Regions from separate parts of the Homo sapiens genome. Here regions 1 and 2 are each linked to region 3. Evidence: read pairs that join two places in POLR2A ChIA-PET (ENCODE). Cell type or tissue: A673. All regions are shown on one strand. Links, peaks and the distances in the headings refer to the core of each region. The heading gives the core; the rest is flanking DNA. Region 1 has its middle 38 kb from the start of MIR5683. Region 2 overlaps FARS2 (phenylalanyl-tRNA synthetase 2, mitochondrial). Region 3 overlaps FARS2 (phenylalanyl-tRNA synthetase 2, mitochondrial).

Region 1 (7,816 bases), core at 1,060-6,059, 630 kb before region 3:
TCGGGGGGATTACCTGAGGTCAGGAGTTCTAGACCAGCCTGGCCAACACAGTGCAACCCCGTCTCTACTAAAAATACAAAAATTGGCCAGGCGTGGTAGTATGTGCCTGTAATCCCAGCTGCTCAAGAAACTGAGGCAGGAGAATTGCCTGAACCCACGAGGCAGAGGTTGCAGTGAGCTGATATCGTGCCACTGCACTCCAGCCTGGGCAACAGAGTGAGACTCCATCTCAAAGAAAAAGGAAAAGAAATACACATTTATTATTATATTCATTATTTATTGCTCTTGTGACATATTACCCCAAAACTTAGCTGCTTGAAACAATATTTATAGCTCATAATTTTGTAGGTCAGGAATCCAGGCATGACTTAGCTGGGTCCTCTGGCTCATGTTTGCTCACCAGGCTGCCATCAGCTAGCCAGAGATGTAGTCTTATCTGAAGGATTGAGTGGGACATGATCTGCTTTCAAGCTTGTTCACAGGTTCCACACAGACTGGTAGACTGAGGGCCTTGGTTCTTTGCTAGCTGCTGGTGGGAGGTCACTCTTAGTTTTTTGTCATGCGAGTATCTCTCCAGGGCAACTCACAACTTGACATTTGGCTTCATCATGGTGAGAAATCAAGAGAGCAAGATAGGGCAGGCAAGAGAGAAGCCAAAATCTTTTTGTAGCCTAATCTCAGAAGTGACAGCCCATCATTTTTGTTGTATTCCATGTACTAAAAGTGAGTCAGTGAGTCCAGCCCACAGTCAAAGGTTGGGAACTATACAAGGACATGGATATTAGGAGGCAGGGATCATTGGGGACCATCTTAGTTATGCTTCAATAACAGTAACAGAAGAAAATTATTCTTAGAATTGCCAAGATAAAGCCACAGGGTCTGGCTATACAAATTTTTTTTAATTTGTTTCATATTGTTCTTCTTCCTTGGCTGAAGAAGCTGTCCATGAATATGTATTGAGTCCTATTTCATTTTCTTGGGGCTTTTCCCTCTTTAACATCAAGCTTCCAGATTTACTTCCTGACAGGACACCATCTGACCAGACTCAACTGAGCTGCTTTGACCTCCTAGTCAAAGGCTTAAGTTCCCTAGCTCAAAAAACAATGTCTGGATGCCAGAGAGGGAGGCACTGCTGTTCTCACTTTAGTAGCACATTATAGATAGAGTTTGGAAAAGGACTTGGAAAACCAACACTCTTCATTAGTAATATTTGCCCATATCAATTGGAATTTGCTTCAGTGTGCATAAAAATAAGTAAATAAAACAGAGATTGGATGGCAGACCACATGTTAACACATGGAAAATCATACCCTCTATGCCTAAAGTTGATTATCTCTTTTACCTCTGTTGTGGCCTGGCATGGCTTCCCTGACAATTTCTACCAAAGGTTGAAAGGAATTGTAGTATCTGGCTGACCCATCATGATGATTTCCTTTGCCAATAATGACTACAGTCCCAAATGACTAAAACAGAGCCTATCTAGGCAAGCATCCACTTTTTATAGGAGCTCTGCAGTTCTGGTGTATACATTGCTACCTGGTACAGAATAAGCATGTATTGAATGAATGAATTATCCTAATGGTCATCTAATGGAGTAGGGAAAAACTGTTACTCTCCCTGGTACTCCATAGTTCAGGCTCTTCCTGTTATTGGTTACCCCCATTCAATAATTTTTTTATGCTCCCAAAATGCCAAAGCCCTTTTTCTTCAGGCATTTTGTTTCCTTTTTCACCATACTGGGTCCTCAGCATACAAGCCCAAATAATATCAAAGACAACAGATGTCAAGATAAAATGAGAATCAGAACTTCACTATTGAGCATAGCTCATTTGAACATATCCCATTGTCTATCTGCTCCCCTCTGGAAATAAATCATCCTAACCTGAATTATCCTAACCAAGTTTCCCAGCAGCCTACCTCCCATTTTCCCGTGCAGAAGACAATAATCAGAAAATCAGAAACAGTCCTTTTCTCTTTCCCATACTACCACCAAAGTAGCTTTAAACAACTCTGCAGGAAAGATTCTGTCACTCAGAGCTCCTTTTGTTACTGGGATTGGAGTTCAGGGATGAGGCCAGGTTTTAAAAATTTAGAGATAAATATACAGAAAAAGAGAGAAGTTGAACTTTCATTTTCTATCTCAAAACCAAGCACCATGAGCTGACCTTCCCACAAATGCAGTTTCCAGCCACTCAAGGAGGTAATCCCCAACTCTGGCAGTGCCCAAGCAGACGCTAAGACTCACCTTCTCTGATGGGAATGGTTTCATGAGGGTTGCTAAACTGGACAAGAGAATGGAAAAGAGAGTTACTAAAGTCACTTCCAACTCTAAGAAGCTATTATTAAATGGGTCTTTATTTGATATAACACCTAACATTTTCCCATCAACAATCTGAGCTGAAACATGCACTGTGTCATTCAGTCTTTCCTGTGATCACGATGGCTATTGCGGGTCTTGTTCACAGTGTGTGTCCACAAACAAGCATTTTGTTACCTTACCCAGGTGAGAATTTAACCCGCAACTTGAGGCTCGTCAGTATGCCCTTGTAGCCAACTGTTTTTATCAGATAAAGACAATATGCTTTTGGAGTACCAATAATGAAATACGCCAGATGTAACAAAAAGAAAGACAGACTTCTCAACTTATTAGCTGGATTCCCAGACTTTTTCCCACAACACCTGATGCGTAATTTTAAATAATAATTGCCTTTCAATTAACAACCATGGGAAGTCAGTAAAAGCAGGAAAAATAAAGGCCTAGAAGCAAAGTGATGTTGAGGACTGAGCAATTAATAATAATCCAGGCTCCAGAAATGACTGTTAATTGTATCAGTTGGTTGGAGGAGGTTGAATTTTCAAGAAACACTGCGTATGTATTGGAAGCATAAATGTATGGAAAAACATGGCGTACTCAATGTTGCATAGACCCATTCCTAGCTAACCACTATCTAGAATTTAACAAGATTTCAAATAGCTGGAAATGAGAAGTCAAGGCTGGGAGGAAATGCTGTCAGGAGCAAAACAGCTAAAGGATGTGCAACCAGTTGGAGGCTCCCCCTCCATCAAAGTTAGCTGAGACAGGAGCTCCTCTTGAATCATGGGAAGTGTTAAGACCTCCTAAGTAGGAAGAGTGGGCCAGAATGAATACCACAATGAAGTATCTAGGCCCAACAGGGGATGACAATATGTAGTAGAGAGACAGTGCCTTTGATTAAAGGAGGTATCAAAATGTTGCCTACTTTACAGCTCCACATCCAATTAATATTGCTACACCTTTTTTCTCCCCTCTGGAAAAAAAAAAAAAAAAAAAGCACTTAACCAATGAACTGATTCTCTGGCCTTGGCCCTAGGGAAACATGTTTCTCTTACTTTATCCACCAGGAGGCGGTAAAGAGTCTTCTCTAGTGCAGAGCTGAGTTGGGTTCTTGGGCGGAAGGTTCAGCCCACATAGTCTATAATCCTACTTAAGGTCGTAGAAAATTAGGATTGTCTGTTCTGACATTATGCATTAGGCATAAAGAATAAGGCATTAAAGGCTGCTGATCTAATTACCACTTTCTGTGCCCTCCATCTTCGCAGAGCCCAGGAAATATCAGCACTGCTCAGAAAGAGTACATGTTCAGATTTCTTCTTGTATCTGTCTCTGCCTCCCCTGAAGTAGTTTTCTGGGAAAGAGAAAGACTGTAATAAAACCAGATATACACATGTCTTAATTAGAATGAAAGATGGATGTTTATTATTTCCAAATACTTAGTACTTTACATGCATAAGAACTCCGGTCTCTGCAAAATCTGAATTAAAAGAAATGATGCAACTAAAAAAATTAATTTCTTATGTTTCAGAAGACTAGTACCAACACCCATATCTCCTTATATTAAATGCATTGGCACTAAGTCCTAAGAAAGAGTGTGAGGGGCTGAAGGGACTGGGAACTGGTAAGGTGGCTCTCTGCAGACTAGCTGGCCTGGCACACTCAATGCTATCTCTTTTCACAGACTTCTCAGATTTGCAGTAGCTCCCTCCCCACCTTCTACTGTACCTCAGAGAGGGTTCTCAGCATCTTTGCCTCCCCTGCACATCTCCTCTTTACTTTGGCTCATTTGCATGTGCATGTGAAGAATGTTAGATTTTATAATTCCAGGAAAGGACAATAAAAGCAGATGCAGTCTGGCTCTGGCTGATCTATAAATGGACCCAAATTAAATCTGGGTAGCCAAATGTGGTGGCATGCACATGTCATCCCAGATACTTGGGAGGCTGAGGCAGGAAGATCACTTGAGCCAGGAGTTCAAGACCAGCCTAGGCAACATAAAGAGATTCCACCTCAAAAAAAAAAAAAAATTCTGGGCAGTGCTGAGAACAAAAGCAATATCAAATATAGAGCTCACCAAAAGCGTTCTAGATTTGGATTTTAAGAGGCTTAAGATACTCTCCAGGACATTGGAATGGGCAAAGACTTCTTAAGCAATAGTTCCACAGGCACAGGCAACCAAAGCAAAAATGGACAAATGGGATCACATTGAGTTAAAAAGCTTCTGCACAGCAAAAGAAACAATCAACAAAGTGAAGAGACAACACACAGAATGGGAGAAAATATTTGCAAACTACCCATCTAACAAGGGACTAATAACCAGAATATATAAGGAGCTCAATTGACTCTGTAAGAAAAAAATATAATAATCTGATTTAAAAATGGGCAAAAAGATCTGAATAGGCATTTCTCAAAAGATGATATACAAATGGCAGATACATGAAAAGATGCTCAACATCAGTGATCATCAAAGAAATGCAAACCAAAGCTACAATGAGGTATCATCTCACCCCAGTTAAAATAGCTTATTTCCACAAAACAGGCAATAACAAAAGCTAACAAGGATGTGGAGGAAAGGGAACCCTTGTACCACAGGCGGGAATGTAAATTAGTACAACCACTGTGGAGTACAGTTTAGAGGTTCCTCAGAAAAACTAAAAATAGAGCTACCATATGATCCAGCAATTCCACTCCTAGGTATATACCCCAAAGAAAGGAAATCAGTATATCAAAGAGATATCTGCACTCTCATGTTCATTGCAGCACTGCTTACAATCACCAAGATTCAGAAGCTACCTAAGTGTCCATCAACTGACAGATAAAGAAAATATAGAACATATACACAATGGAGTAAAAAGGAATGAGATTCAGTCACTTGTAACAACATATACGGAACTGGAGGTCATTATGTTAAGTGAAATAAACCAGGCACAGAAAGACAAACATCACATGTTCTTACTTATCTGTGGGTGCTAAAAGTTAAAACCATTAGAACTGATGGAGATAGAGAATAGAAGGATGGTTACCAGAGGTTGGGAAGGGTAGTCAGGGAGAAGGGGCAGGAGAAAGGATGGCTAATGAGTACAAAAAAAAAATAGAAAGAATGAATAAGACCTAGTTTGATAGCATAATAGGGCAACTATAGTAAAACAGAATTTAATTGTGCATTTTAAAATAGCTAAAAGAATATAGTTGGATTGTTTGAAACACAAAGAATAAATGCTTGAGGTGATGGATACTCTATTTATCCCAATAAGATTATTATGATTTGCATGCCTGTATCAAATATCTCATGTAACCCGCAAATATATACACCTACTATGTACCCACAAAAATTAAAAATAAAAAATTTTCAAAGAGACCTTAAAGACAATAGCCTCTCCCTCTCTCTCTCTGTCTCCCTCAACATGCAGTCATTTTTATCAAGACCTATTTTCATTGACTTTTATGATAATTTCGCTTTAATTCTATCACTTTCACATGTATTTCCTATATTTAGAGGGAAAGGAAAGACACAGAAAAGGTGAGTAAAAAGCTATATAAAGTTGAATAACAAAACTCTGCTTTTTGATGATTCATGATCTTTTGATGGTGTAAGCAGTTTACTTTATAAACCCACACTGACTATTCCGCTGCATGTTGGTTGTTGAAACACAGAATCACTCTAGTCTTAAAATGCCAATTTATTATCTGCTCTTTGGTTAATATTCATCTCAAGAAGATAGACTGCCATTAGATACCAAGGGTTACAAATTCAAAGTTATACTTCCTGATTTGAAAAATAAATTATTTTTCTTATTTAATCACCTAAGCCAGGTTTAATGAACCATTTTATAAGGCCATTTAGATAAGATTAGCTAATCCATATGATTTGTCTAACTTCTATGTTTTTCCATATCATCTATATAATGCTTTACTTGTAGTAAGTTCTCAAGTAAATGTAAGTTGAATTTAATTTCATTTTCACTTATTGGAGAGATTCATAATCCATGTTGGAAAGACTGCTTAAATGCTCCTTTACACCAAACTAAAAGCATACCTTTTTAGTTTTTACTATTTCTTTGCATTTCTCCCAAAATCTACGGACTTACTGAGAATGAAAACTGTTTAAGGTCTGAGTTTCAGGGTATCACAAAATCACAGGGCCCAAGACGTATAAGACAAGGGTCAAACGCACTCCAAGGCTCCAAAGATGTGTGCAGTAACAGAGACCCCACTTCAGCTGTTGCTCAGGAAGATGAGCCATGACACTAACAAGCTCATGCTCCAGGGCCACTCACTTGCACTGTGCCCTTCTAAAGCTCTGAAGGAGCCCTGGCATTGTTTTGACATGGTCATAGCTATTTTTTAATTCTGCAAAAGGAAAACAGTTTCACCATAATCAGTTAAATTATCAGTTTTCCCCCAGCCTACTTCTCTTTGTATTAGATGGCATTAGACTATACACAGGCATTTTGGGGATCCAGATAAGGGAAGGATATACTGGGGATAGATTCACTTTATATTTAGTTGAATATACTTATGTGGTTCATCACCTCTGTGGTGTATAGTGAGGTTACTGCTAGCTACCTCACCCTAAGGATGACTTCCAGGAATACTGCCATCTCTTATTTACAAACGTGTAGGGCCAAAGATCTACTATGGTACAGGTGAATGTGACCTATGGTGCCCAGCACTGGATGTATATAGAAGAAACAAGGTATAAAATGTAGAGAGCTTGAAGCTAGTCTGTGTAAGCTTGCAAACTAAGGATTCAGTTCTTGTCAATACCAAGTCAAAATGAAAGAACTCTACTGAATAATACGGCATATATAGTTTTAAACACATTATGTGACTGTTTTATGGGAATAACATAAAATAAAATTATGAAAAATCTTGCATTTAAGCACACAAGCAATTACATTAGCATGTGAGCTTGCATATGCATCCCAACGTATCACATCTTAGCAGCTTGATGCACCGAATCCAAATAAAGTCTGGTAGTTCCAGGTGAAATATTATGAAACTTCCTACTGATGCAGTGAAACAGGCTGAAAAAACAAATGTTCCAGTGACAAACTCCTATACATATTCATCAATAAGTCAAATGTATGATATAATAGTAATTTTATTATGCAATTATACAACTAAGTATAACATAGCAGTAATTTTAAAATGCATTTGAATTGCTCTTTCTTATGCCTTAATGTCAGATAAATTTTGAGTTTTATTCAAAAATTCTACATTTTACTACAATTCAAATGTGACTGAAAGTAAGAATCCTAGTAGGAGCCAAAATGTAAACTGAAAGAAAGGAAATGCAGAAGTTTCAAAATGTGAAAGTGTTCTTCAAGCATTTCTTTCTGCCTTGCTGTTTATCTTCTACTTCAAATTGTATTTTCTTCTGGAATGATTCAAGGAAAATATCATTAAGTGGTGCTAAGTGGGGTGGAGGATTGGGTTGAACAGAAACCTAGCATGGGCATTGAAGCCCAGGCAAGATGAACCAGGTACCCCATGTGAGGG
Region 2 (7,816 bases), core at 1,489-6,488, 220 kb before region 3:
TGCCATCAAGCCTGGGCTGGCTATCCCAGTCGACCTGCTCTTAAGTTTCATCTTAAACGTCACTGCCTCCGCAGCCTTTCAGGGCCATCCCACCTGAGATAACCCCTCTGTCACAGCGCACTGCTTTGTTTTGGTTACAGCACCCCTGATGTATTTTGTTTATTATCTATCTTCCCCCTTTACAAGAAAAACGTCTTGTCTATGTCAAACTGTATATCTAGTGAGGAGTTTTAAAAGACTGTTCTGCAGACCTGTGGGGGTCTCCAAAACCCTTTCAGGGATTTGTAAGGTCAAAGCATTTTCATACTATTAAGACTTTATTTGCCCTTTTCGCTGTATTGCCACTTACATCTTTGGTGCAAAAGCAACAGTAGATAAAACTGTGGGTGCCTTAGCTGGGATCAAGGTAGTGGCACCAGCTTATACTGGCAGTCACTGCATTTTTTACCATCTCACACTTACAAGGAAAAAAACAACAATTTGTTTCATCCATTAAAGCTGGAAAAAAAGAGAATATTTAAAACGTCCTTAAAAAGCACTACAAATTATTACCTTTATTAAGTTTCAACCCTTGATATGCCTTTTTTATATTCTGTGTGACTCAGTGGGAAACACACACAGAGAACCCGTGGTACACGCTGAAGCACAAGGTTGTCTCAAGGAAATGTGCATCTGAGATTCAACTGTGAGCTGAACCAGCAACTCTTTTTCATGGAACATTATTTTTACATGGAAGAAGTACTGACAGACCAATGATGGCAGAGATAATAAATGCAATGAGCCTGCCACTTCAAGAACTGACAGTGTTTTTGGCCAATGATAAAATTCAAGCAAATTTGGAAAATTGTCAACGTTGGAAAATGTGTCTCCATATTTCCCAATACTTAAGGCATTCCTGATAGGATTGGTGATGATACTAATGAATGTGATTTTTTGATCTTAGATAATGAAATGTGTCGACGCTTAAAAGAGTTACATAACTCACTGAACCAATATTTCTAATTGAATGATGCACGATTTCACACAATCATGAAAGAGTGAATGATCCATTCAAAATTGCAAGATAGACTAATCGATTTCAATGTAACAAGTGAAAAATTATATCAGTCATTGATATAATTTCAGATTTCACAATGCAACTAACTTTTAAAAAACTACTACTTTTCCGGTTTTGGTAGAGTGTCAAAGAATGAATAGCCACAATTTTCTCAAAAGTCTATTAACACACTTTTCCCTTTTCTAACAAAATATCTGGGGTAACCAAAACAACTTAAGAGCATCAGACTGAATACAGAAGCTGGTATAAGAAGCTAGTTGTCTTCTTAGACCAGACCCGAAAAAGATTTGCAAAAATATAAATCAATGTCATTCTTTTCACAAAAATTTTTATAGTTATTTTTCATAGAATTATATTAGGTTAATATGCAATGGTTTTATTATTGATATGTTTAAATAATAAAATCTTTTAAAATGTTTTACTTAAAACATTTAAACTTTATTTCTTTTTAAAGAGACAGGTTTCACTATGTCACCCAGGCTAGAGTATAGTGGTATGATCACAGCTCACTGCAGCCTCGACCTCCTGGCCTCAAACAATTTTTTCACCTCAGCCTCCTAAGTGGCTGGGACTACAGGCATGTGCTACCTAGCACAGCTAATTAAAAAAAATTTTTTTTTGTAGTGATGGGGGTCTTGCTATGTTACCCAGGCTGGTCTTGAACTCCTATCCTCAAGCAATCCTTCTGCCTCCACCTCCCAAAGTGCTGGGACTATAGAGCATGAGCCACTATGCCCAGGCAAAGCATTTAAACATTTATATACAGTTTTAATTTTTAATATGATCAATATCAGTAGATATAACCCCAAATAAACAAAAACTCTCTGGGGTCCTCAATAATTTTTAAGAATGTAAAGGGGATCTTGAGGCTATTTAAATTTAATAATCTTGAGACTTATGAATGTAAAGGCAATCTAGAAAACTAGTGGTCTGAGAATGCTGCTCTAGAGCCTAGGGCATGCTAGGTACACAATAAATGCTGAATGAATATTGTAAAGACACATTCTCTTTAGTATTTGTCTGCCTTCTGAAGCTTCTCTCTTTCAAAACATCTCCAATTAACATCTGGAAAACTGATCAATTAACATCTGGAAAACTGATCAATTAACATCTGGAAAACTGATGTGTTTGTTTTATTTTCTTGTGAGCCATAATGCTTTAACTAGGGCTCATACACGTTTGAGTAGCGCTACTTAGATGAAGACCCAATGGCAAGAGTCTGTAAGCCCCAGAACTCAGAAGTTACCCTCAGAATCACTATAAATGTCTCCAACTATTTTTTATCCCTTCCTTTTTCTTAAGTGCCTACATCAAGATAAAAATTTAAAACTAGTTCGCAATGTATTTAATGGAATTGCTTTTAACTATTGGTATTGCAGCAGTGTTGTTTTTTTTTTTATGTAGAGCATTGTGAATGCAGGGTGATCTAGCTACACCGCATACTAAACAGGAGACTAACTACCATTTAAACAGCAGTTTTTAATAGGAAAGCACAGGCCAACTTTTACAAGTGACTCTCAAGTGTCCTTCTGGAAGACAATAGACGTGGTGGTTATAACAATTTCTGTGGTATAATAGAGAGTCCACAACAGGTTTGTGTCACACTAAACGGAAGCCACATTGCAAGCTGTCTCAAGTTTAAGCAAACACTATGCTTTACAAGATTATTTTTGAATGGGCTGCAATACATAAAATCAACTACAAGCTTTCAGATGAGCTGAATGATGCTACAGAACCTGAACTTGAACTACCTTGTCTTGGTAAGATGTACCTTCTCTCTGTTAGTGTCACACCAATGACAAACTGGTGACAGCCACAGCTCCTGGCTGGCCGCATCCCTGGAACTTCTGGTAAAGTCCACATAAAGCTCATCTTTGTGTGAGGCCCCAGAGAGTTGAGGCCTCACGAGGGCATTGAGTTGTGCCCTCGCAACTGCCTTACCTGAGATTTCTGAAGAAAGGTCTCCCGCTTTCAAAATCCCACATTAGCATCTAAGTGCTATCTTTCAGCTACAGCAGGCAGCTCTTTTTTCTTTTCTTCTCTTTTCTTTATCTCTTTCTCTCTTTCTTTCCTTTCTTTTTCTTTCTTCTTCCTTTTTTTTTTTTTTTAATTTTTTTTGAGACAGGGTCTTGCCTCACTCTGTCACCCAGGCTGCAGTGTAGTGGTGTGATCACAGCTCACTGTAGCCTTGACCATTCAGCCCAAGAGATCCTCCCACCTCAGCCTCCCAAGTAGCTGGGACCATAGGTGTGTGCCTCCAGACCCAGCTAATTTTTAAATTTCCTGTAGAGAGGGGATCTCACCTTGTTGCCCGGGCTGGTCTTGAACTCCTGGGCTCAAGCTATCCTCTTGCCTCAGCCTCCCAAAGTGCTGGGATTATAGGCATGAGCTACTGCACCCAGTCAGGCAGCCTTTACTTCAGATGAGCATAACTAAATCCGTAGGAGAGGGAGTGAGGTGAGAGACAAATCTCAGATCCTGACTATGATACGAATTGTGATTTGTTCTGCATAAGGTGCAAGCACTCAGGCTCAAAGTGGGATTAGAAACATTCCCGCCATCTTCCACAGGAAGACTGGTAAGACACAGTGGCTCAGAAGAACCAAAGATTCAGTATTAGCAGGAAGATTCTAGATAACATTTCCCTGTTTTGCAACACACCTAACCTGAATTTAATACGCCAGGATCAAATAAAAGCATTTTATTTTCAGATCCAAAATATGAAGCCACACAGCCTCGGGCTGAGAGTCAGATTTCACAAGCAGAGCAGGAACAGGCCCCATCTTCCATTAGCTACTCAGTCAAGGAGAACTGAAGCTGCAAATTGGGAGGGAAAAGGGCCACATATTTTCTGGCTCAATTAGGTAAAAGAGGCTTTGGTTTAAAAAAAAAATGAGCTTGCATTCTGAATTGCCAGGCTTAAATTTGATATTTCAAATGTCTCTTGTGTGTATATGTAAGTTACAGCCTGTTTCACCCGGTTTACTGTTGAACAGTGGCATCGTCTGAAAATAGGGAAGTTGTTGAAAAGCTATCAGCAAAAATGCCGCCAACACTTGTATCACAGGAAATCTTCAAAAAGGGTATACAGTAACAAGTACCTGATTCATTTACTCAACAACTACTTAGCAAGATCCCACCATGGGCCCAGTTGGGGGTGGGTGGGCACTGAGAACTAGCAAGACAGACCTAGTGCCTGCCCTTGGGAAGTTTTCAGTCTAGCATGGAAGGGTTAAGTAAATTATTACATAATTAATACAAAAATAAAATGGCCCTTTAATAGCTGATACTGGCCGGGCATGGTGGCTCACACCTGTAATCCCAGCACTTTGGGAGGCTGAGGCAGGTGGATCTCTTGAGGTCAGGAGTTCCAGACCAGCCTGGCCAACATGGTGAAACTTCATCTCTACCAAAAATACAAAAATTAGCCAGGCGTGGTGGCACACGCCTGTAATCCCATTACTCAGGAGGCTGAGGTTTGAGAATCACTTGAACCTGGGAGATGGAGGTTGCAGTGAGCAGAGATCACGCCACTGTACTCCAGCCTGGGCGACAGAGTGAGACTCTGTATATATATATATATATATATATATATAGCTGATACCTTCTCATTTTCATGCCTTTGCAATATGAGGGAACTAGGGCATGGTAGAAAAAGCACTGTTGCATTCTTAGGAGGCATTTACTAGAGTTATGAGGAAAGCCAGCTCCCTGATGGATAATGGACTTAGGCAGTGCTCATCAATGGCTGTGGAATATATTATGTAAAAAGCTGATGTGGGAATTTTATAATTAAATATATTCAGTTAACAACACCTGAATCTATTGATCAATCTCAATAGCATGAAAGGAGAGATATATGGAAGTAAGTAGATACACCACTCATGAAGTAGTCTTGCCAAAACCCAAACCAAATGAACTTAAATCTGATCAAGCCTCTAGATTCAGCTACTAGTTTTCAGGCAATACAGAGGATAGAAGAACATGTTAAATGACACCATGGGGATACAACTGGCAAAATTCCAAACATGGGAAACTGCACAGGGCCAACAACCCAGTTTCTTCAAAAACAACAGAATGGCTAGAGAGGGGGTTGTGAGAGAGATATACATAGACACACACACACACACACACACACACACACACACACACATATACATATCTATGTTTCTATCCACGGTTCCTGGCTCATAACTCCCACGACCTTTGTTACAGTCTTTTGTTACAACATTGGGGCACTTTAGGTCTCAGATGCAGGCCTTAGAAAACAGAATCTCTCTCTGACCTTCTACCTTCTTTTTCCCTGCTCCTTTTTCTCCCCAAGGCAGGACTCTAATCTACCCCCACATTTCTCTTATCTACCTTGTCTGACTGTAGGTTATAAGTTCCCCATTTCTGAAGGGGCCCTGCCTCATCCCAGGGGGAAGGAATGTTGCACAGAGAGACGAAGAAGAATCTGAAGAGACAGGACTTGCTGGGTTCCCCACTCAGTCTATTAGTATTAGATCACACCCTTTTTGTCCAATCACATATCTACCTGGTTGTCCATGCTTCAACATGCCTATCCAATGAAGTCTCCACACAAGCTTTGGGAGAACGGTGTATAGAGAGCCTCCAGATAGCTGAGCATGTGGAGGTTCCTGGAGGGTAGTGTACCCAGAGAGGGCATGGAAGCTCCATTCCCCCTCCCCCATATTTTGCCCTCTGCACTTCTTCATCTGTATCCTTTGTTATATCCTTCAAAATAAGCCAGTAGATGTTGGTACATGTTTCTGAGTTCTGTAAGCTGCTCTAGGAAATTAATCAAACCCAAGGAGGGAGTTGTGGGTTCCCTGAATTACAGCCAGCTGAGGCTTGTGAAGTCATCTTAAGTGGAAGCAGTCTGGTGAGATGGAGCCCTCAACCTGTGGGCCCTCCAGGTAGACAGTGTCAGAACTGAATTGGAGGACACCTGCTGGTGTTTGCTGCAGAACTGATTGCTTGCTTGTTGGCGGGGAGAAATCCCTGTACATCTGGCCACAGAAGTCCTCTGTGTTGATTGTTGTGGAATGAGAGCAGAGGAACAACATTTTGGGGATTTGTTTTGTTTTTCAAGCTCAGGGGAATGGGTAGGGGGGATCCCCTGAGCTGGAAAAAAAACAAGACCCCCAAGATAAATATTAACCAAATGTAAGTGTGGGCCTTGTTTGGATCTAGATTAAACCAATTAATTTTCTTTTAAGTATGAGACAAACATGGAAAACAAGAAAATCTGAGCACTCTATATGTAATAATTAGAGACTTTTTTAAGGTAGTGATAGCAATATTGCAGTTATGTTCTTTAAAAGTGTCTTTATCCTGTTATAGGTATACTATATGAGTATTTATAGATGAAATGACATCCCAAATTAGCTTCAAAAGAATAGCTGGAAAAATAAGCACATGAAAAACTCTCAATATTACTGGCCATCAGGGAAAAATGCAAATCAAAATTAGAATGAGGTAACACTTTGTAGCCACTAGGATGGCTATAATAAAAAAGAGATAATAACAAGTGTTGGTGAGGATGTGGAGAAATTTGAACCCTCATACACTCTAGTACAAATATACAACAGTGTGGCCACTTTGGAAAACAGTTTGGTAATTCCTTAAATGGTTAAACATAGTTATCATGTGTAACTCAGCAACTGCACTCCTAGGCATACACCCAAGAGAAATTAAAGTTAATCTACAGAAAAACACATATAAATGTTCATAGCAGCATCATAAATAGCCAAAATGTGAAAGCAGTCCAACTGTCCATCAAATAATGAATGGATAAGTATGGCATATTCATACAATAAACTACTATGCTGCAATAAAAAGGAATGCCATATTGATACATGCTATAATATGAATGAACCTTGACATCATTATGCTGAGTAAAAGAAGCCAGACACAAGAGACCACATATTATATGATTCCTTATATACAAATGTCCAGAATAGGTAAATTGTAGAAACAGCAAGTAGATCAGGGGTTTCCTGGGGCTGTGGTGTCAGGAACAAGGAGACAGGGGGCAGTGGCAGGGAAAGGGCGGTGATTGCTGAGGGGTCTTGGGTTTCTTTCGGGGTCATGAAAACGTTTTAAAATCAACTGTGGCGACGAACGCACAACTCTGTGACTATACGAAAAGCCAGTGAGTTGTATGCTTTGAAAAACGCATGCTGGGGAGGGTGTGGGCAGGGGTACAGGTGAAATCCATGTGTTGAAAGTTTTTAAATGTGTAGGCTCTATCATCAGACCCCCTGGATCAAATCCTCACTCTCAAAATTATGAGCTGTGTGACCCTGGGCAAGATATTTAACCAGTCTGAACCCTAGTTCCCTCAAATGTAACATGAGGATAGTAATATGGGCGTGCACGAGTTAAATGAAGTTGATATATTTAAGGCACACAGAAGAGTGTCCTGCACATGTAAAATGTTCACTGGACATCAAATTGTTTTTATTTTTTATTTTTGAGATGAAATCTCGCTCTGTTGCCCAGGCTGGAGTGCAGTGGCGCGATCTCCACTCACTGCAACCTCTACCTCCTGGGTTCAAGCGATTCTCCCATCTCAGCCTCCTCAGCAGCTGGGATTAGAGGCGCCCATCACCATACCCAGCTAATTTTTGTATTTTTAGTAGACATGGGGTTTTACCATGTTAGCCAGACTGGTCTCGAACTCCTGACCTCAGGTTATCCACCCACCTCGGCCTCCCAAAGTGCTGGGATTACAGGCATGAGCCACCGCGCCTG
Region 3 (7,816 bases), core at 1,228-6,227:
GCACCTGCATGCTTCATTCAAGGAGGTATTGGCTCAGCTGCACTGTGAAAGGCCTGGGAGAAGAGAAGAACGTCATTGCTGGACAGATTTAGATTTCACTGAGAACTCTGCTCACTGCACACGCATCTCACATGTGACTGGAGGGGCAGGCAAGCTCAAAGGACAAAGCAAAGGTCTATCAAGCCCATTCTGGCATATTTTAATGCAACCCGTAATGATACTTTATTTTAAAAAATGAGAAACCAGCTGGGCGTGGTGGCTCACACCTGTAATCCCAGCACTTTGGGAGGCTGAGGCGGGCGGACCACTTGAGGTCAGAAGTTCAAGATCAGCCTGGCCAACGTGGCAAAACCCCATCTCTACTAAAAATACAAAAATTAGATGGGTGTGGTGGCTCACGCCTGTAGTCCCAGCTACTCAGGAGGCTGAGCCATGAGGATTGCTAGACCGGGAGGTGGAGGTTGCAGTGAGCTGAGATCACGCCACTGCACTCCAGCCTGGGCAACAGAGCAAGAATCCATCTCAAAAATAAATAAATAAATAAAAATAAAATAAAATAAAAAAATGAGAACCCCAAGACAATGCTAATTAGGAAGGTTAAAGGCACTAACTGGGACTGTCCTGGGCAAACTGAGCTGTGTAGTCACCTATCAGTTAATGGCTCTGTTAAGAAAATGTAATTAACACAGCTAAGAGTTGAGAACTTACCATGAAGCATATGCCAAGAGCTTTACAGGCAATATCTTTTTCAATACGCCCACAGTGAGCATATCTCTGAAATAGGTGTTATTTCTTCATTAGATTTATGTCCTTTGTTTACCTTAGTACAAGGCTGAGGTATACCGATACTACTTAAACTCTTTGAGGTTTAGATACTAGATGGCGAGTGGCAATGTTCATTCATATCATGTTTACATCTGCTGGCTTGGTCTGTCTAGCAACTCTAACCCCTTCTTTTGATAAGCACAGTCCAGTTTTCTCTGGGTGAATGAATCTTGTGTTTGTTAATCACTGCATTCCCTCTTCTAGCCCCATCTCCCAAAACAAGAACAAGACCAGACCTGGCATCTCTCTCTCTCTCTCTCTCTCTCTCTCTCTCTCTCTCGGGGATTTGAAGCTTGACTGGAATGTCACAAGGACAGAAAATGTTTTGTTCCAAGTCATTCCAGTGGCACCACCTTCAAGTGGCTGTCCTAAATACCAGAACTACCCTCTTCTTATCCTTTATCCTTTCAACTCTTCTACCGGTTCTGTGAATTATCCAGTGTCATTTTAATACATCCTCTCCTTTAAAAAAAAAAAATGTAAGGTAGCAAAAATTGGTGCTACAGCTTACAACCAAAGCACTCTGACTCCCTTAGCAATTAAACCTAGGTTTGTCTAACTCCAGAGTCCGTGCCTTAACCATGGTACCCTGGTATGTTCCTTAGCCAGCACCTGGTACCAGACAGGCCTGCAGTTTACCTGCTCTGATGAAAAACACTGAAGGTAACTGCACAGGCCTCTCCTCTGCAAGCTGCATCTGAGGCGCCTGGCCTTGCCCCACCCTCCGCTGGTGTGGCTGGCCTTGATTTCCCTTCAGTCATCCAGGAGAGATGCTTACTAATGTGGTGTCTTCCTCCTCAAGTCTTATTTGGTCTCCATTCTGCTTCGACAGAACCATATGGGCAGCTCTTTGCAGCCTGGGAGAAAAGCTGCATTTCTATGAGTACTTTCCCAGCCTCCACAGCAGCCTTTTCTCAAGAAGCTGAAGAAAACGCAGTACCCAAGTTACCAGAATTTCTCACTGTACCACACACATTTTCCCAAGCTAGAGAAAATAAAGTTTTCTAGGGAGAGAGGGAGGGAGGGCGAGAGGGAGGCAGCACAATGAAATAATAGAGAACAGGATCAGATACCCAATAGACTTCTTAAACGATGGCAAGTGGCAAAACTGCTGACACGAAGAATCATGTAAAACTTATATCTTCATAAAACAACACATTTGGAAAGGACACCACCCCTAGAATTGCTACCTCAGCTTGGTACAGTTGACATTTGCTTCTGCTGAAATTTCAGATGCCCCTTGTATTAATGTATGCAGAGAGAAGAAAGAAGGCATTGAAAAGGCAGCAACCATACAGGGACAGTTGAAAACCAACACAAAAGAAACAGGAAATGTAGGCCATTGCTGTACCCAAAGTTTAAGTAGTTAGTGACTACTATTTGAGTCACTTAGTTTTAAAAAGTAAAAGAACGACTTATGATCTCATCAAAGATATTCTGGCACACAGAACTAGATAAATGGCTTTGTACCAGTTTTCTATTTCTGCAGGCAATGATATCACCAAGCCAAAGGAAGCAAATTGGGAGACAATGATCCTGAAGTTCAAACTACAGCAAACGGTAAGAACTCTACGGGGAACTTGAGGGAAGTTTGAATTTTCTAAATGCATAGAATTAGGAGCAGCAATCATTAGCTGTCAATCCATTTAACTCACTCATGGATGAGCATGTTAGGGCCCAGAGAGATTAAATGACTTGCTCCAAGCTCACAGACCCAAGCAGTGCTAAATCTGAAAACAGAAATCAAACCTTCTGACCTTATTCTAACCATTCTTTCCTTTTCATTGCATTGCCCTAATTCACTCATGTCCTGCACTGAAGGGAACTAAAGTGCAGTCTGCGTCTCATGAAGGAAACATGTGTCTGGACCTCCCTAATAAAACCACTAGGGAAGCACCACACTATCTGACTTGCTTCCCTTCTTTCTACTCCCAAAAGACTTCATCCAGAAAAAAATGTCCACTCTCCCAGGTTCCTTGGGGTAGGCACACGTTGGCCAGAACCAAGTTAGTGAACTGCCAGTGAAAGGTCAGATGCAGCCTTCATCGATACACGCCTCGCCCAAGATTCTTTTAACAAGAAAAGGGCACCGCTTCGTGACCAGCCTGGCCAACATGGTGAAACCCCATCTCTGCTAAAGATACAAAAATTTGCTGGGCGTGGTGGTGCATGCCTGTAATCCCAGCTACTCAGGAGGCTGAGGCAGGAGAATCGCTTGAACCCAGGAGGCGGAGGTTGCAGTGAGCCAAGATGGCACCACTGCACTCCAGCCTGGGTGACAGAGTGAGACTCCATCTCAAGAAAAAAAAAGGCACTACTGGCTTCAATGGAAATGCAACTGCCTTGTTTCAATTTCTAGCATCCTGCTTAATTTATGTTGTAGGTTTTCCCAATTCAATTAAGGAGCTCCCTCGTCTTAACTCAGATATCTTAACCTTCTCTTCATGCTCCTATCCTGCTGTAAAGAAACAGGAATTCAATCTGAAAAGTGACTAAATGCTGGTGGTAAGTGACAGCTGCTTTGAGGAGGTATAGAGGAGTTAGTCATAGGTGACATAAAGCCAACTCTACTTTTTGTGTAAACTAAAAACAAAAAAAAAATACATGGATCATAAATCTAATTCAACAATTGAACTTAGCCAACATCTACTGAGTACCTGGTGCGTGCAGTCACTCCGCTGGTGTTAGAGACACGGTGATGAACAGATTCCTCCCTCAAGCAACTTAAACTCTAGAGGAGAAACACTTACGTTTTATGATAAGTAAAATAAGCTCCATCAGACAGTCAGATGGTTAACTTGGCCGATCTGATTCACCCTGGCATTTCCTTTCCCCGCTGATGCTCTTGAACGATAACTCTTAAAAACGAAACAAGCAAAAGCCTAGTGACACGAATAAAAGGAAAAAATAAGGAGCCTGAAAACTCTACCACTCAAATAATCTTCTCTTTTGAGATAATCCAGAACTGACTATTTTACCATCAGAGGAGGATGTGTTTCCAATTTAGAACACCAAAAGATGAAAAAAAATTTTAATCATTTCTTATCCTTTAAGATCTGTCCTAGATTCCATTCAATGAAACCACAAGTAACATCAAATCGCCTAACTCAACAAATATGTAAGTCCTAAACACCCCTAGAGAGTCCCTTCCATTCCCCAGGGCCCCCAGCACAGTAGGTGAAAGCAGATGTGATCAGAGAAGATAGCTATCCCTCTCAAAACTGGCTCTAGAGTTGTATAATTAGCTACACAATCCCTAAATTATAGCTCTCTGGGGAAAGAGGGTGAAACTATTTGTTTATTCACAATGAATGATAATGTAAAACAGTTAATTGCCTTCAGATGCTCACGCTCCTATTACAATGAAAGGTTAATGAATTACTTATTTAGGGTAGAGGAGAATAAATGAAAGGATTACATTTTAAAAATAAACATTTCCTAAAATTCTATTTAAAATAAAAGAATAATAAAATTACCCACATTTATTGCTCTCAGTCAGAACAATATTGAGGAAAATATTTTACATATATTTAGAGAACTATAAGAAGTTTGAATGATACCATTGGCATTCATTTTCCATGTTAAATATCTTATTTACCATGATAACAGTTAATACAGGCTTTTAACTGAAGGTGTGAAATGATGTTTGTTGAAACATTTTTATTTCTATTATTAATGAAATCAACACCCAATGTTCCTTTTACTCATTTTTCTGACATTTAATCCATGACAGCCAATCATTGTAGGTGCTGTTCAGTTTGTCCTTTATCCCACATTAAGATTTTCATTCTCATCAGGCCTGGCAAAAAGATTCACTATTTTAGAACAGCTCCAAACTCAACAGAGTTGCAACGATGCTGGCCCCTGGCCTGCTCCTAACATCTTGGTTTCCTTCTCTACATGGACTAGTTTCTCTGGGAACAGTTATCAATTCAAACTCACTCTTTCCTCATGTGGACTCAGTCATTTCAAACAGGATCATTTTTATATTATAATGATCATTATATGTATTGTTGTATTTTATATAATAATGATAACGATGCTACCATTCTTATAAGTAGGGATTTGGAGTTTTCAAAATCATCATACACGAGATTTCATTTAAGTCTCAGTACCATCCTATAAGGGAGTTAGCCTTACTTTTATATTGAATGCTGTTCACAGTAACAGGATTAGAGCTTCTTCACCCCATTTGGGGCTGAATCATGCCCCCTCAAAACATATATTCACAGCTGGGTGCAGAGGTGCATGCACACAGGCCCAGCTACTCAGGAGGCTGAGGTGGGAGGACTGCTTGAGGTCAGGAGTTTGAATCCAGCCTAGGCAATATAGTGAGACCTCTACCTCTAAAAAAATAAAATTAAATAAAAAGAAAGAAACAACAACAACAACAAAAACTTCATATATGAAAGTCCTAACCCCCAGGACCTCAGAACGTGATACAGCCTTTAAAGAGGTAATTAAGAGGTAATTAGTTAAAATGAGGTCATAAGATGGGCCCTAATCCAATTTGACTTGGATGTCCTTACAAGAAGAAGAGATTAGGACACAGATACACACAGAGGGAAAGACCATGTGAGGACACAGGGAGAAAGTAACCATCTACAAGCCAAGGAAAGAGGCCTCAGGAGAAACCAGCCCTACTAACACTTTGATGTCAGATTTGTAGCCTCCAGAACTATGAGAAAATAAATTTCTGCCACTTAAACACTCCACTCTGCAGTATTTGTTATGGCACCCGTAGCAAGTTAATGCACGCACACCCTCATCTCTTGTATGCTCTACACAGATGTCAAGCTTTTAGGTAGAGCAAATTCACTAATTTCCCAAAGCTCCTCCCTCTCGATGACAAAATATTCTGAATGCTGAACACCTTGTAAGGCTTCATTTTAAGTAATCTTATACTGATTCCTATAGTATCAACACTAGAGTCATCAACTAAAAACACAGAAGTGACAAATGGCGCACTTAAGCAATGTGCTCTGTGCAGAGCAACTAGAGAGACATTCAACGGATTCAAAAGCAGAGTACTCAATGGAGTATTACCCTCCTTCCACCCCCAACCAAAAAAAAGATAAGAAGAAAAGGGCATATATTGTTTTATATGGCCGTAGTAATCGGGAAGAAAGTAGAAGAATTAGCTGGGGGTGGGGAGTCAGGGAGAGTTGTGCAGGGATCCTAGGGGAAAAGCAGGTCATAGTAATTTGAGATGATTTTAACAAGACAAGCTTTCTTCCATATTCAGACAGTGAAGGGCTGGTTAGCTGCTCAGGCAGGGCATCGTGATACTGAATATTTTATAGGATCATGGTCCATCAGCCCTGCACTAGGGACTAATTAGGCCTGATACACAAATTGTAATCTATTTACTATTTCTGCTTAAATCATGAGAATTTAAATACCAGTCTCTCAGAGTCCACATTGTTCTGTTATGGTCTCTGCCTTTGATTACTTCAACTGAGAAGATAATTAGCATGGATCAAGCCAATCACAAGCTCTATGAGCTACCACCTCAGTATTACTGGTTTAATTTTGGATAAAACTTTCTAATGATCTGACACAAAGAAAAGAGCAAATTTAGAACAGAAAACCCGAAGGCTTAAAGGGCTGATGTTCCATTAGGAACTCCTTAGCCTGAGTTGCAAGCTTCCATTTTCCCTTCCTAGCTCCAGATTCTTTTTTTGCACCTTTCCATGTTTCTATTAGACTAGACCCCAGAAGCATCGGTGGAACAGAGGAAGTGTTCCCATTTCCAATTCACTTTTAATTATAGAAAACAGTTGGCAAAATATCAAAGCCCCATGTACAATTTCTTCTGGCTCCACTGGGAGCACAGGGGTTTACCAAGGGGAGAGAATAACAGAGAAAAACAATAAAGTTTGAGAATTACGACGATGTAGAAAAGGAAAGAAAAGATGAAACAAAGGCAGAAAATGATGACAAATTTACATCTTCCAGCTGGCACACTACCTTGGCTCAAAAGCAAAAATGTGCATTATAATTTCAGGCGGCTACAGTTTTCACAGGGTTTAACCTGAGTCACATTTTGACCTCTACAGTTTCTATAATTGGAAAAGGATTTTATTATCTAAAAGGGAAGAAAATGAAGGCAATGAGAGGGAAGGAGGGAAAACAACAAAGTTCTCTGCTCTGGCAGACATTCGTCACCCACAATGTTCAACCTCACACAGCAGTCATTTTAGGAGGTGTATTCTGAAGAGAAGAGCAATTACCCCTGAAATAGGCCAACATGTTCATTTGTTTAAAGGGGTCAAAAAGAAAGGGATGAATCTGAACTATAAGGAAGCTTGTAATAGAGTTATTTTCGATTGCTTTTTCCTCATCTAGTTTTCTTTTGACATTTTAGACCATTAGGACACCTTGAACTAGCTCTAGGGGAAAAGGGGGAGAGAGGAAAAAGAAAATAATAAAGCCTCTTGGTACAGACTATGTTTGAAGTTTCGTTCCTCAAACATGTGAACTTGTGCAGGCAATACAGCAAGGGAGACATGGGAATGATAAAGAAGGATGAGATGTGAAGGAAACAACAGAAGAGAATACTCCAAGTGGAAAGGATGGGTAGTAGGAAGAGAGAGAAGAGAATTAGTGGGCATGAACCTAATAATGGAGTTTGCCCTTCCACAGGAGGACCACCTTCCCAAAATGTAGGAAATAAGTCTCTACAGTGCAAACAGAAAATTTGCTCTTACTAGCAATAGAAAGATACAAAAAGAATAAGAACCTATCAAGGACACCTAAACACGCAGAGTTTCAAAGCCCGCTGAGAAGCGAGGCAGTGTGAAGCCGCAGCCAGTACAGACCCGGATTCCAGTCCTGCGGCTACAGGAGCTTGGCAGGCCTCCTGAGCGTTCTCCGCCTTCTTTGTGAACTAAAGGATGGGTGGATGGTATGATCACCAGGGCTGCTGCTTTCTTTGAAGGTATTATGGTTCTAAAACATAGAATTTTACTTTTTAAAACCAAACCTGACT

Evidence for each region. Peaks named below come from ENCODE experiments on the same cell type or tissue, not always from the same donor. Only the 100,000 strongest peaks of a DNase experiment are listed, where the experiment ranks them.
Region 1: POLR2A ChIA-PET joins it to region 3 with 22 read pairs; 1 of 35 experiments calls an interaction of 5 or more read pairs at or near these places.
Region 2: POLR2A ChIA-PET joins it to region 3 with 7 read pairs; 3 of 35 experiments call an interaction of 5 or more read pairs at or near these places.

What each region holds. Positions count from the first base shown.
Region 1 is chr6:6,127,257-6,135,072 of GRCh38, reverse strand. No RefSeq gene overlaps it. Among named protein-coding and RNA genes, the nearest start is that of MIR5683, 38 kb to the left of the region's middle. In A673, for the core only: a CTCF peak has its summit at 3,364 (motif pointing right); a DNase peak (open chromatin) is centred at 3,412.
Region 2 is chr6:5,714,746-5,722,561 of GRCh38, reverse strand. All of the region lies in intron 6 of FARS2 (phenylalanyl-tRNA synthetase 2, mitochondrial), which reads right to left. Among named protein-coding and RNA genes, the nearest start is that of FARS2-AS1, 260 kb to the right of the region's middle. In A673, for the core only: no CTCF peak of the experiment used is centred there; no DNase peak of the experiment used is centred there.
Region 3 is chr6:5,494,223-5,502,038 of GRCh38, reverse strand. The region is part of intron 4 of FARS2 (phenylalanyl-tRNA synthetase 2, mitochondrial); the gene reads right to left. Among named protein-coding and RNA genes, the nearest start is that of FARS2-AS1, 40 kb to the right of the region's middle. RefSeq lists a silencer at 2,177-2,377. In A673, for the core only: no CTCF peak of the experiment used is centred there; DNase peaks (open chromatin) are centred at 2,218, 3,668 and 4,008; H3K4me3 peaks cover 913 bases; H3K27ac peaks cover 1,042 bases.